Regions from separate parts of the Homo sapiens genome. Here region 2 is linked to region 1. The links are chromatin contacts, found by Hi-C or POLR2A ChIA-PET in ENCODE. All regions are on one chromosome and are shown on one strand. Each heading gives the region's core, a stretch centred on a gene start or an enhancer-like site at or near the end of the contact. The rest is flanking DNA. Distances are from core to core; before and after follow the strand shown.

Evidence for each region. Hi-C counts contacts between places; a loop is a spot of excess contacts on that map. ChIA-PET counts read pairs that join two places held with the same protein, here RNA polymerase II (POLR2A). Pooled maps may share reads with other maps.
Region 2: a loop to region 1 is called in a pooled map, with 2.4 times the contacts of the local background. The contact joins two enhancer-like sites. A Hi-C loop is called at or near these places in 1 of 50 pooled maps. POLR2A ChIA-PET finds 5 or more read pairs at or near these places in 2 of 52 experiments (A673 and PC-9).

The regions. Positions count from the first base shown.
Region 1 is chr7:80,696,414-80,703,720 of GRCh38, reverse strand. No RefSeq gene overlaps it. Among named protein-coding and RNA genes, the nearest start is that of CD36, 61 kb to the right of the region's middle. Within about 2 kb of position 4,545, at least 2 of the 41 ENCODE cell types and tissues checked have a DNase peak (open chromatin) inside an H3K27ac peak, as active enhancers do.
Region 2 is chr7:81,070,874-81,078,180 of GRCh38, reverse strand. No RefSeq gene overlaps it. Among named protein-coding and RNA genes, the nearest start is that of SEMA3C, 160 kb to the right of the region's middle. RefSeq lists an enhancer at 2,535-3,734. Within about 2 kb of position 2,985, at least 2 of the 41 ENCODE cell types and tissues checked have a DNase peak (open chromatin) inside an H3K27ac peak, as active enhancers do.

The DNA.
Region 1 (7,307 bases), core at 3,296-5,795:
AGAGAGGAGGAAAAAGGAGGCTTATTGGGTAAGAAGCAGCATGGTGGGAGAGTGATCATAGAACATTTGAGTTATATCAAACTTATTCTTACAGTGTTATTCAAGCCACCAGATCCAATGAAATGCTTTTTTAGTCCTTATCTCACTTTGATACTATTAATACTAACCATTACCCTAAACCCCAGGAGGAGTCCATCCTTTGACTCCCACTGCATCACTCCTCTCCCGGGTTTTCTGTCTCCTCTCAGTCTGCTTTCCAGCTCATCACCTTCTAACATACCATAGCCAGTTACTCAGCAAATCCTGACATTTGTCTCCTTCATATTGCTCAAATCTATCCACTCCTCTCCATCTCCAATGTCAGCTCTCTTACTCTATGCCAATATCACTATTCCTTTCATTCAACACATATTTCCTGAGTACCTACTATGAGCCTATCACTGCCATAGGAGCTGGGTCTTATATACAAATAGACTAAAATGTCTGTTCTCTTGTTCTTCCTCCCTCTCTTTCTGCATATACAAGCACATAAACACAATTCTTAATTGCATGCAAACTTGTATCTATCTATCTATCTATCTATCTATCTATCTATCTATCTATTGAGAGAGAGAGGGAGAGAGAGAGCGTGAGCGCACACCTTGTTGGGAGATAAGCACAAGCAGAAAAAAGAGGAAAGGGTGGACTTGAGGTAGAATGCAAATTTAATAGTGATTAGGGATGACCTCATGGGAAGGTTATTTATTTATTTATTTATTTATTTATTTATTTATTTATTTATTTTTGAGACAGAGTTTTGCTCTTGTTGCCCAGGCTGGAGTGAAATGGTGAGATCTCAGCTCACTGCAACCTCGCCTCCCAGGTTCAAGTGATTCTCCTACCTCAGCCTCCCGAGTAGCTGGGATTACAGGCATGTACCACCATGCCTGGCTAATTTTGTATTTTTAACAGACAGGGTTTCTCCATGTTGGTCAGGCTCGTCTCAAACTCCCAACCTCAGTTGATCCCCTCGCCTCAGCCTCCCAAAGTTTTGGGATTACAGGCATGAGCCACTGCGTCCAGCCTGGGAAGGTTAGTTTTAAGCAAAAAAGTTGAATGGGATGAAGAAGAAAGCCATGAGTATATATAGTAATGTAGATCTTCCCTTTGGGCAGGGGGCAAAGCTAACACAAAGACCACGCAGTGGGAGTGTGCCTGGCATATGCAAGACTGGACAAATTTATCAGGGAATCTGGAACTGAGTGATGGACAGGGAAAGGAATAGAAAGTAAGATCAGAGTTAAAGGTGGAAGGTGGACCAATTACCTGTGATCTTGAAGGACATTTTGTGAACTTTGGCTTATACCCTGAGTTAGGGTTTTAGGCAGAGGAGTGACATGGAACAATATTTTAACAGGGACACTCACTGCTGGGTTGAGAATAGACTGTGGTGTAGGGGGTGAGGAGGGTGGCAAGATAGAAACATCCTTTCCACATAAGAATGATAGTGGTGGTTATGACCACTTGCCTAGAATTCCAATAGCAGAGGGATTTTTGTTTTAGTTTAAGGATAGAAAATATTTTAGCACACTCATTTGCTTAGGTGGAAGAATTAACCTTAGATAAAAAGGATAATACTTTCTGCACTGACACAAAATTGGAGAGATTTAGATGGCAATACATGAAAATAAGCCTGCTGGTGGATGAAAAGCAATCTGAGAAATTGCTGACAGGGTAGCCTGTTTGCTCTGTGAGTTACAGGGTGAAACTTGTGGGCTCTTTGGGCATGGTCCTGACAGGATGACAGCTGTCCTTCAGTCTCCAAACAATGATGTTAAGAGGGGTGAGCAGAATATGCCAAGGTTCTCTCTCAACTTATTAGAAGCCCCATTCTATGTTGCTTTAGACCCTGCTAAACTTAAGAGTATTCCCAAAGCATTTCTCTAACTTGAGCTTGAAAGTAGTATTGTAATAGACAAGGTTATTAATATATAACCACCTATATTCAAGACCTAGCCTCTTCTCTATTGCTCACTCTATGTAAATGATTCTGCTGCCATTCATTCTAGGGTTGCTCAAGGGAAAAGCTGTTTAATAACATATTAGCCCTTGCATTTTAGATGATCTGTTCTTACCATTTTCAACTTCAGAGTTTTCAATTAAAAGCACAGTTTGTTATATGGAGTGCCCTAACTTTTTTTTTGAAATGGAGTCTTGTACTGTCGCCCAGGCTGGAGTGCAGCGGCACGATCTCTGCTCACTGCAACCTCCACCTTCCGGGTTCAAACAATTCTCCTGCCTCAGCCACCCGAGTAGCTGGGACTACAGGCGCCCGCCACCACACCGGCTAATTTTTTGTATTTTTAGTAGAGACAGGGTTTCACCTTGTTAGCCAGGATGGCCTCGATCTCCTGACCTCGTGATCCGCCCACCTCGGCCACCCAAAGTGCTGGGATTGCAGGTTGAGCCACTGCGCCCGGCTGTAGTGTCCTAAATTTTATGGGGCACTGTGTGCAGTTGAAAATCATATGGGCCTTTATTTGTAGCCCATTTGCCTCTGCTCTGAAGGCTGGCTACTTATATCCTTGATGTGTTCCTGAAGCCATTAAAGTTAAGTGTACAAGCATGGCCTATGTTTCAGACTGAATCATTCCAAACATAATCGTTCGGTTTCTTGCAACTCTGTCTAATTATTTGTCACCATTTAGTAACAAAAATAAATTTAATGTGTTTATATATAGATGAATAGAAGATGCTAGGAAACCTCAGTCTTCTGTGTATGGTGGGGTAGGACTGGGGGAGGTGGGAGGGAGGGCAGCAGGAATTTTAGGGGCCTTATAGGCCAGTTAAAACCTCTACCTTTCTTCCTGCCTTTTCCGGTTCTGATTGCTTTGAAATGTGAAAAGCTTTGGTAGAAGTAATTAATTTACTCTGAAATTATCAGGTATTTATGCTTCAGTGTAAATTCAAGTTCAGGAGGTAGAATTTGATGGGTAGGAAAAAGTGGAAAGCTTGAATACAGGGTCACTCCTGGAAAACTGGGAATGGCATGCTACCAGAGAGAAATCACAGTGGATCAACTTCACCCCCTCAAAAATGAGGGCAAGTATGTGTTTATAATAATGTTCACAGTTGAGGATCTTAAGTTGCATTGTGAACAATTCTTAGCAAAAGGAAGGGGGAAAGTTTCCACAATAGAACACACCTTTCTAACAGCCTGTAAGTGGCAGATATGTTTTTACATAGATCATCCAAGACTCTCACTATTTCTGCATGCAGTCTCTAGATCAACCTCTGATTAATGGATGTGACGAATTATCCCCCAATAATAAGCCTTGGATACACCCTTCGTTGGGAAATATTCTACAGCGATTCTGTTAAGCAGCTACAGATCTGACAAGTCACATGCTATCCCCTCTTAAATATGGGATAGCACAAATTTTCTTCAAGTGTTGCCTGCAATAGATATTCTATGTAGTCTCAGACTGTAGTCATTAATTTGAATCTTAAACTAAACGTTATTGCTGGGATGTGGTTTGCAATAGTATTCATGGAGATATAAACAGAGTTTGGACTGTTGATGAATCTTTGAATTACTGGAATTTAGACTGTACCAGCAGAGAGGCATAAACTTGCTGTTAAAAATCCTAGAAGGGCAGAGGAAGTATGAAGGAACAAGTAGGACACTATGCGGCTTCTGTCACATAGATTTGAAAATTAAGTGACTCCAGCAAAATGAAGAAGTTTCCCCATCTTTCTCCCATGAGCACCAAGTGACACTTTAACCCACAGAGGGAATGAAAGTCCTTGTGACACACAGTAATAGAACAGCAGACTGTTTTAACCAGAGCAGAGAAACTTGCAGAAGTCCAAAGGCATATAGGAGCCAAAATAAACACTAGCCAGAATGAGTGAAAGATTTTGATTCCCGGAGCTTGAGGGCACTGAGAGGGCTTAGCAGAGTGGAAGGTTGGTGAAGGAGGGCTTACCTGATTTGAGGCTCACAGTCCCACCGCCTCAGTCAAGAAAGGGAAAAGGGGCTTTGAAATAACAGTAACCAACACTTGTGTTGTGCTTTGTAGTTTATAAAGCCAATTTCCATACAACCTCAACTGCCCTACAAATTAGTAGTGCATTATTATTTATTGTCTACATTTTATGGGTGAGAAGATGAGATTCAGACAAGTGAGATAACTTACTCAAGGTCACTTCTTTATTTAGTGTCAAAACTATGACCAGGACTCAAGTCTTTTTTCATGCTTTCTCACTATATTGAACAATTTCCCATTTAGTAACATGCGTATGTAGCCATGCCATTAGTTCAATTTAAAAAATGTGTAGGAAATATTTTATATGAAGCATATCTCTATATGTTAAATCAGTGATAGGCACTATATTAATACACTGAATAAATGTGCCAAAGTCAGAGGCCCAGTCTTTCAATAAAGAAATAGCGTTTCCATTTTTCCTCCTTGTCACGCTCCTGTATCTAACATTGGATTTCATCTGCCATCTAGTGGAATTTTCACAAATTACATGTTAAAATCGTATTCCCTGCATCAGGTTGTCCAAACTGTTTCTGAAATATAATCAAAGTCTTCATCTTCACCTTATTTAAGCACGTTTATGTGGCAGATGTTTTCTTTTCTCAAAAATTAGTAAGTTTTCTGTCATCCTGAATTTGGTACAAGCTTGTTCTTGACTAACATGCTGTGTGACCTAGGACAATTATCTTTTCCTAGGAAAATTATCTTTTAAAAACTTTGTTTTCTCTATCACACACTGAAGTCATTTACATATGGGATAGCACAAGTGAAGTCACTTTCAGCAATGAAATTTTTGACTCTACCTTTATTATAGTAAAGTATTTATAGTATAGTAAAATACAGTATTTATTTAATACAGTAAAAATCACTATGATTTTTAAACATCTATATTTTCCCTTTATTCCCCCACATCTAACTATTCCAAACCCCTAATCAGAGCATTCCTATGGATCAGTGAGTTACTAGGGTGACATAATTATGTTAAAAAATCAGAAAATAATGACATATATCACATATGTCATGCGAAAAAAGATTTGAAAATGCCCATTGAGTGAACCATTGAATTTGTGTTTAAAAAAAAAGAAAAAAGAACAACGTGGATATGTTTATAAATTTTAGTAGATCATCACATAAAATCTAATTCCTCTTCACAATAGCTTTGTGAGGCCATTAAAGCAAGTGTGCTATCACTATTTGACAATGAGTAAACAGAGGCACAGAAATATTTATTGACTTGATCAATCTCATAGTGATGAGCAGTTGTAGAAAATGAATTAAAACTCAGGTTGGTGTTATGGTGCAGACCCACAGCAGCATGATCACCTGGGAGTTTGTGGCCAGTGCAGAATCTGACAGTATTCTAGACCTATGGAATCAGAATCTGCATTCTGACCACATACGCAGGTGATAGGATGTCCATTAAAGTTTGAGAAGCATCAGTTGAGCCCAGGATATCAAAAGCCAGTCGTGTAATATTGGAGGAGAGTTTCAATTTTAATCTGAACAGAAGCTTAAATAGGGCAAAACGTCTCAAGTGAGAGGACAAATTTCAAAATAAATCTTATATGCAAAATATTAAAATGTCTTGAATAATTTCAGACTTGAAAATATAATCAGTGCCTTTCCAGAGCAACAATACAATTTTATTTGTTTAGGGAAAACTTTCTATGACAGTGTATTATAACTAGCTCAAGCTTTTTAAAATATTTAGAATTTTCAAGATCAAAACACTTTGTTTAGCTCAGTTCCTTCAATTTATAGATGAAGCAATAAAGTCCAATAAGAAAATTATCGACAGGACTAAATTTGAAGCTCCTGTCTGTTGGTCTTCTGCTCTTTAATAGCACTTCCCCCCTTACATATGGCGTATGGACTATAATTTGTCTGGAGGACCATTTCCCAAAGTCTGCCCTGCAGAACACCAGTCCTGCAAGTTGCTCTGCAAAAATATGTTTGAAAAATATTGCATAACATAGCTTCTTCATGGAGATTCTCAGCACATTCTCATAACGAATGAGAGGTGCTGTCATAAAGGAATTATTTTTAACTCTTTACCTTAGTTAACCAAGCATAAAATGCTCTCACTTCCTCTCTGATGTCCCCTTCTGCTATTTTTAAAAGTTTATTTTATATATTTAAGTTATATAGCATGATCTTATGGGATACATATACATAGTAAAAGTGTTATTACAGTAAAGTAAATTAACATTCTTCATTTCAGAGTTACCCATTTTTGTTTTGTGGCAAGAATGATAAAAATCTCATAGCATGAATCCCTTAAACACAGTACAACTTTATTTCCCATTGTCTTCATGTTGTGCATTAGTTCTCTAGATTTGTTCATCCTAAGTATCTGCTACTTTGTATCCTCTGACCTACATCTCTGTATTTCCTTCTTTCTATTCACACCCTACAGTGGAAGTAACCACTGTTTTGTTTTCTGTCTCTCTCTCTATTTTTTTCTAGACTAGCTAATGGTTGTCAATTTGTTTTCGAAAAACAAACTCCTAGTTTTATCAATTCTTTCTATGGCTTTTCCATTCCTATTTATTTTTATTCTGATTTTTAAAATTTTCTTTATTCTGCAAATTTGGTGTTTAGTTCTTTTTCTAGTTCCTTGAAGTGTAAGGCTAGGCTATTTATTTGGAATCTTTTTTTAATGTAAGCATATATTACTATAAACTTCCCTTTTAAAACTACTTTCGCTGGTATCCCATAGGTTTTTATATGTTATATTTCTATTGTTTGTCTCAAGATATTTATAAATTTCCTTTTTGATTTCTTCTTTGATCCATTGGTTGTTCAGGAGCATGTTCTTTAATTTCTACATATTTTTTGACTTTTCCAAGATTCCTCATGTTACTGATTTTTAGTTCCTTACCATTGTGGTCTGAGATGATGCTAGATATAATTTAAATCTTCTTAAATTTGTTAAGACTTGTCTTGTGGACTGTGTGATCTGGTCTGGAGGATGATCCATGTGCACTGGAGAAAAGTGGATATTCTGCAGCTGTTGGATGGAAAGCTCTGTATGCCTGTGAGGTCTATTTAATCAAAAGTACAATTTAAGTCCAGTATTTCCTTAAGTTTCTGTCTTGTTTATATATCCATTGATGAACGTGAGATAATAAATTCCCCTACTATTATGGTATTGTATCTGTTTCTACCTTCATGTCCATTAATATTGGCTTTATGTCTGTAGGTGCTTAATTGTGGCATGTACATACACTGAGAGTGTCTTCTAGATGAATTGACCCTTTATCATTAAATCATAACCATCTT
Region 2 (7,307 bases), core at 1,736-4,235, 380 kb before region 1:
TCGCCTTCCCACTCCATCGTCCCTTTCCAGTTCCCCACCCATCCAGCTGAAAGCCACTTGCACCACTCAGTAAAACCTCACATTTAGCCTTTGAGTCCGTATGTGACCCGATTTTTTCTGGGAAGCTGGACAAGAGCTCGGGACACAGAAACCTGTCACACTTGCCCTCTGTCCTTGCAAAAAGGCAGAGGGTCCATTGAGCTGATTAACACAAAAACTGTCTACAGATGGCAAAGCTGAAAGAGCTTTGTAACAATGGGGTCGCAGGCACCCACTCCTAGACGCTAGCCGGAGAGCTTGCTCCAGTCTCTGCACCTGCCTGTCTGCAAGCTCCCACTTCCTCAAGGGGTTTGAACTGTGGGGTGACAGAACAGGTGGGCCACACCTCTGTTGCACGTCCTGTGAGGGGAACCAAGGAACTCTCCCATTTCATAATGGTTGTCTATACCAGTGTTGACTCATCTTAAAAGCTGAAAATGTTTGCTAACCCATAGAGTATATGGTAGATTGTTTTATTTGTTTAGTGTGCTTCCTTTCTTTCCTTCTTGCCATGCTTCCCTTTAGGTAAATTTTTTAATGGCCTCGAGATAAACATGCTCTTATTCTCGTGTTATTTGGGAGAAAATATGGTCTTTGAAGAGTCAATTAAGAATCTTGAGTTTGGGAGATTATTTTGGGTAATCTTGTGTAGAGCCTTAAATGCCATGTATAAGAGGAAGACAGCAGGAGATTTGATGTGTACATACAAAGAAGTCAATGTGAAGACAAAGACAAAGGCTGGAGTGATGTGGCCACAAGCCTAGGAATGCTGACAGCCCTCAGAAACTGAAAGAGGCAAAGAACAGTTTCTTCCCTAAAGCCCCTGGAGGGATTGCTGCCCAGCCAACATATTGATGTCAGCTCCAGGACACTGAATTCAGACTTCTGTCCTCTGGAACTGTGGGAGAACAAATTTCTGTGATTTTAAGCCATCCAGTTTGTGGTAATTTGTTATGGCAGCTATAGGAAACTAATACAGAAACTACACTTTCCTGCTTCATTGATTTTGTACTTGGCCCTGTGACTTGCTTTGGCTAATGGAGTATGAGCAGATGTTTATAGATGTCATGTCCCAGCAGAAACTTTAAATGCTTTTTTTAGCTGCCTGTCTTATTCCTGTCCTCCTTCATTAGAACATATCCCAGGTAGAGGGATATCTGGAAACTTCAGTCTGAGTTTCAGAAAAAGAAACACATGGATTGAGGCCCAGCCAAGTGCAATCAAGCACAACCAAGCCAACAAGTTAAGCCAAGATTAGATGAACCTAGCAGAACTACAGCATATCTGGGCTGGGCATGCGGTGGCTCACGCCTGTAATCTCAGCACTTTGGGAGCCCGAGGAGGGCAGATCACAAGGTCAGGAGATCGAGACCATCCTGGCTAACACAGTGAAACCCGTCTCTACTAAAAATACAAAAACAAAATTAGCCGGGCGTGGTGGCGGGCGCCTGTAGTTCCAGCTACTCGGGAGGCTGAGGCAGGAGAATGGCGTGAACCCAGGAGGTGGAGCTTGCAGTGAGCCGAGATCTCGCCACTGCACTCCAGCTTGGGCGACAGAGCCAGACTCCGTCTCAAAAAAAAAAAAAAGAACTACAGCCTATCTGTGGTCCTCATGTAATGTGAACAAGAAATAAATATTGTCATAAAATATAAAGATTTTGGTGTTACCTATTGCTCCAGCCAAAGGTGAATAATAGTACATATCATCAACCGTTGATGAATATTGTACTCCCTCTTTTTGTTTTAATTTATTATTATTATTTTTTAAAATTATCCTTTAAGTACAGAGATGTTTTTTCTAATTAAATGTTGTCTTTCTGCTGCCATTCTCTAGTGTAATGAATATTCAGCATTCTCAAGATAATAGGCCCTGAAGTGCTTGAAGGAGAGTAATAATCATTTCCTAGTCTTCCCTTCTTTATCATAATTGACCCCAACTTTAAAAATATTCCCCAATTTTAACAATGTTTTATTATTCTGATAGTCTGGGATGGTAATATCTCTCTGGAGATGTGGAAACTCTACTCTTTATTTACATTTGTGACCATAACTAGACAGCTTAGTTTATATTCAAAGATATCTAAAAGACAACAGATGAAGCATTTCTTCACTTATAGCATATACTTTTCTTTCTTCATTTTTTTTGTTCCAACTTTCATTTTTCTTTTTCAGATCTCCACATTCAACAATTCTGATTCTTCCTAAAATCTATTTTCTTTTCCTTCAAAATTTATTTTTCAATTTCTGAGGTTGATTCCAAGTACATAGTTCTACTTTAATTCTTAAATTTTTACAATAAAAATGCATTAATCTTTTGTTGTTAAATATGCCTTGTGAAATACATGTGAGTGAATTTTACTTTTATTAGACATTTTTCACTGCTGATACATGGATTTGGGCATCTTTAACAGAGAAATCATGGGTAAGTAATGACAATTATTTTTAAGTGATCACAAAAGTTTATTGACTGCTTGTAGAGAACCATCCAGGAAAGACTAATTTCAGAAAGCTGGACAAAGAATCAGTGTTGTTGCGCAGGGTAGTATAGTTAATCTATATAAGAATATCCAGCCAAGAAGGAAAGGTGGGAGGTAAGCCTGCTTTGCCACTCACCAACTTTACCATGGAGTTGTACCCACATGGAGGGAAAATTAGTATCATTTTCTATTTTACACAAAGATTCCAGGCAGTCATCAAGATGTTCCACTGTGGACTGCATCCACCTGGAAGAGGAGCCAGAGAGCAATTAAGCAAGTCACGGTAGATCAGAAAGACTCTGACTCCAGAATTTGGAATGTACAAAACCAGCACTATTGAGTAGGTGGTTGATTCAGAATAGCTGCTATCTGACTTATTCTTTACATTTCCTTCCAGATGCAGATGTTCCACAGTCACAGGTACTCCTTATGGAGTGACTTCAGTCAGACGACCATTGTTCAATCTTGCTCCAGACTGAGGCAGAAATAGTCATTCTGTGGTAATCTCTTAGTCTCCTAGATGTACAGGAGAGTGAGGGCATAAATGCCCAGGGATACAGATCCATGAAACCCATGAGATTATATGTCAGGTCACGCCAGTGAATATTTTCTTATGGGTGAGGAAAACTTGTGACTTTACCTTTTAAGGTCAATGTCAGGTTAATGGCTTTCTTATTCCTCCCTTGTAGTATATAAGGAACTTCTCATTTTATTCAGGCAAAACAATAAAGACAAGGTCTGGGTTTTAGTCCCTGCTGCACACCATTCCAACATTGATCTTCATGGTCTGAAAAGCATGAGAATCAAATATTGTTCCGCTCAGAAAGTCCCTCATAGTGTCCCTCTTCACTGGCCACAAGGTTGACCTCAAGGATCATTGCTAAAATTCCCAAGGTCAGAGCCTTCTGGGTCTACCCTGCTCAGATCCTTCCCAAGGACCCTCAGGTGCACACATTCTTTGCTTCAGGGTGGCTGAGTTAATGCACAACCATCTCAATAATCACCAGGAGTCAAGTTAATCTCTTCTCTTCCTGAGTCAAAGGGCCTCCGACTTCTGCAAGGATCATCCACCCATGCAGCCTCAAAAATTTAGGCTTTTCAAATTAGATGCCTGGGAAAGATGCCTTCAGGGAGCTACTCCACCGTTTAGCCATAAACACAAGCAATTCATCGCACCTAAGACAGGAAAGCCCAGAACTCAGGTACATGTAGGTGGGAGTAACAATCACATTTAAATCTTTTTTGCTGATGAGAAAAAAGTCAATTATATATCCTACATCAACCATAATAATAATCATAATTATAACAGCATTCTGCTCCACTAAGTAACAAAACTGCTAAAAAAAACAGTGCAGTGAAAATAGCATTTGAAATGGGCTTTATGAGTGATATGTGCATGTGTACATTTAGGTTTGGAAAATATAATATTGCATTTTGAATTGGAATTTTGAATTTTTTGACAGTCTGCCAAATAAATAAGTCAAGTTCTATGAACTCAGCATGAGCTCCAAATTGAACAAAAACTAAGAATACATGAATACAGTAGGCATGTTAATAAAAATGGTTAGTTTCTTTTGCATTCTTTTGCAATGCTAAGCCATGGAATTTTTAAAAACAATTTCCAAGTTTGTGATGTGAAAGCATAAAGTGTGTTCATAAGTTACCTAGTAATGACAGAGGGACTGGAGGGAGAAATATTTCACATAGAGAACGTGTGTTGAATTTCACTAGGATATGTGTTGGATTTTTCACTGGTTTTTGCTAAATGCAACAACGTGTTCGCTGAGTAAAACCAGTGACGGAACCTTGAGTCAGTGGGGTTGTCAGACTGGGAGGGGCCAGGTGCTAGCTATTAATAGATCCCCTGGGAGCTGAGGATGGAAACAGGTGGCCAGGACAGGTTTCAACAGCAGCGAGTACAACGTCATCAACAAGAAAAACATGTTTTGGCAGGGAGACCCACCTCTCTGTGGCAGGCAAGGTTCTGGGAATAGGCCAAGAGTAACAGAGAAATCTCAGATAGGTGGAGGTTTTGTCAACTGGTTTTAAAGCCCAGACAAAATTCTCTCATGATGGAAAGCAAATAACACCAGTAATAATTTCTTCTTATTGATCACTTACTAAGTGCAAGGCATTCTGGTATTGTTAAAAAACAATCAAGTTGGTATAATTATTGCCATTTATAAATAAGGAAATTGAGACTCAGACAGGTACAGCAACTTGCTTAATATAGAGTAGTCAATGAGTAGGCTTATACGCTTTTTTTTTTTTTTTTTTTTGAGACAGAGTCTCGCTCTGTCGCCCAGGCTGGAGTGCAGTGGCGGGATCTCGGCTCACTGCAAGCTCCGCCTCCCGGGTTCACGCCATTGTCCTGCCTCAGCCTCCCAAGTAGCTGGGACTACAGGCGCCCCCCACTACGCCCGGCTAATTTTTTGTATTTTTTTTAGTAGAGACGGGGTTTCACCGTTTTAGCCGGGATGGTCTCGATCTCCTGACCTCGTGATCCGCCCGCCTCGGCCTCCCAAAGTGCTGGGATTACAGGCGTGAGATATGCTTCTAATTTAATCTGATCTTTTGAAGACTAGTGTCAAAGGGGCTAGGACAGGAGACATGTAATCAACTGAGGGGTCACATTTAAAGGTGTAAAATAGGGATGTGGTTACTACATATGAGCTACAAAGTGGAGGGGAAGAATGTTGTAAATTCCAAGCGCCTTTCTACTAAGCATCTCAAGGTTAATTTTCCAGCCCAAGAAGATCATGGGTTCTTCTCTCCCTGGCAGTAGAAGCTCTTTTTTTTCTTCTTTTTTTTGAAAGAGTCTCGCCCTGTCGCCCAGGATGGAGTGCAGTGGCGGCATCTCGGCTCACTGCAAGCTCAGCCTCCTGGGTTCACGCCATTCTCCTGCTTCAGCCTCCCGAGTAGCTGGGACTATAGGCACCCGCCACCATGCCCTGCTAATTTTTTGTATTTTTAGTAGAGACGGGGTTTCACCATGTTAGCCAGGATGGTCTCCATCTCCCGACATTGTGATCCGCCTGCCTCCGCTTCCCAAAGTGCTGGGATTACAGGCATGAGCCACCGTGCCTGGCCGAAGCTCTTTTATATAAAGTTGATATCTTCCATCATTCATGCCTTCATTAAGATAAAAATATAAATAAGATTGATTCAATGCATGCTTTTAAGGTGATACCGTGTCCGGAATTTGTGGGTTCTTGGTCTCACTGACTTCAAGAATGAAGCCATGGACCCTTGCGGTGAGTGTTACAGTTCTTAAAGGTGGTGTGTCTGGAGTTTGTTTCTTCTGATGTCCAGAAATGTTCTAAGTTTCTTCCTTCTGGTGGGCACGTGGTCTCCCTGGCTTCAGGAGTGAAGCTGCAGACCTTCCTGGTGAGTGTTACAGTTCATAAACGCAGTGCGGCCCCAATGAGTGAGCAGCAGCAAGATTTATTGCAAGAAGTGAAAGAACAAAGCTTCCACAGTAGAAAAAGGGATCCAAGTGGGTTGCCACTGCTGGCTTGGGCAGCCTGCTTTTATTCCTTTATCTGGCTCCACCCACATCCTGCTGATTGGTGCATTTTACAGAGAGCTGATTGGTCTGTTTTACAGAGAGCTGATTGGTCTGTTTTGATGGGTGCTGACTGGTGCATTTACAATCTGAGCTAGACACAAAAATTCTCCAAGTCCCCACTAGATTAGCTAGACACAGAGCACTGATTGGTGCATTTACAAACCTTGAGCTAGACACAGGGTGTTGATTGGTGTGTTTACAAACCTTGAGCTAGATACAGAGTGCTGATTGGTGTATTTACAATCCTTTAGCTAGACATAAAGGTTCTCTGAGTCCCCACTAGATTAGCTAGACACAGAGCACTGATTGGTGCATTTACAAACGTTTAGCTAGACACAGAGTGCTGATTGGTGCATTTATAATCCTCTAGCTAGACATAAAAGTTCTCCAAGTCCCCACAAGATTAGCTACATACAGAGTGCTGATTGGTGCATTTACAAACCTTGAGCTAGACACAGGGTTCTGATGGGTGCATATACAATCCTCCAGCTAGACATAAAAGTTCTCCAAGTCCCCACTTGACTCAGAAGCCCAGCTTGCTTCGCATAGTGGATACCACACCAGGTCCATGGGCGGAGCTGCCCGCCAGTCCCGCACTGCGTTCCTGCACTCCTCAGTCCTTGGGTGGTTGATGGGACCCGGCCCCGTGGAGCAGGGAACAGCGCTCATGGGGGAGGCTCGGGCTGCACAGGAGCCCACGGTGGTGGGGAGGATCAGGCATGGTGGGCTGCAGGTCCTGAGCCCTGCCCTGTGGGGAGGCAGCTGAGGCCCACGAGAATTCGAGCACAGCGCCAGTGGGCCAGCACTGCTGGGGAACCGGGGCACCCTCCGCAGCTGCTGGCCCGGATGCTAAGCCCCTCACTGCCTGGGGCCAGTGGTGCCAGCTGGCCGCTCCGAGTGCAGGGACCCGCCGAGCCCATGCCCACCTGGAACTCGAGCTGGCCCACAAGTGCCGCGCACAGCCCCAGTTCCTGCCCGCACCTCTCCCTCCACACCTCCCTGCAAGCAGAGGGAGCTGGCTTTGACCTCGGCCAGCCCAGAGAGGGACTCCCACAGTGCAAGCGGCGGGCTGAAGGGCTCCTCAAGCACGGCCAGAGTGGGCACCGAGGCTGAGGAGGCGCCAAGAGCAAGCGAGGGCTGCCAGCATGTTGTCACCTCTCAATACCTTCTCTCTGTAGGCCTTAGTAACAGCATGAGTGTAATGAGAGCATAATTTTACACTC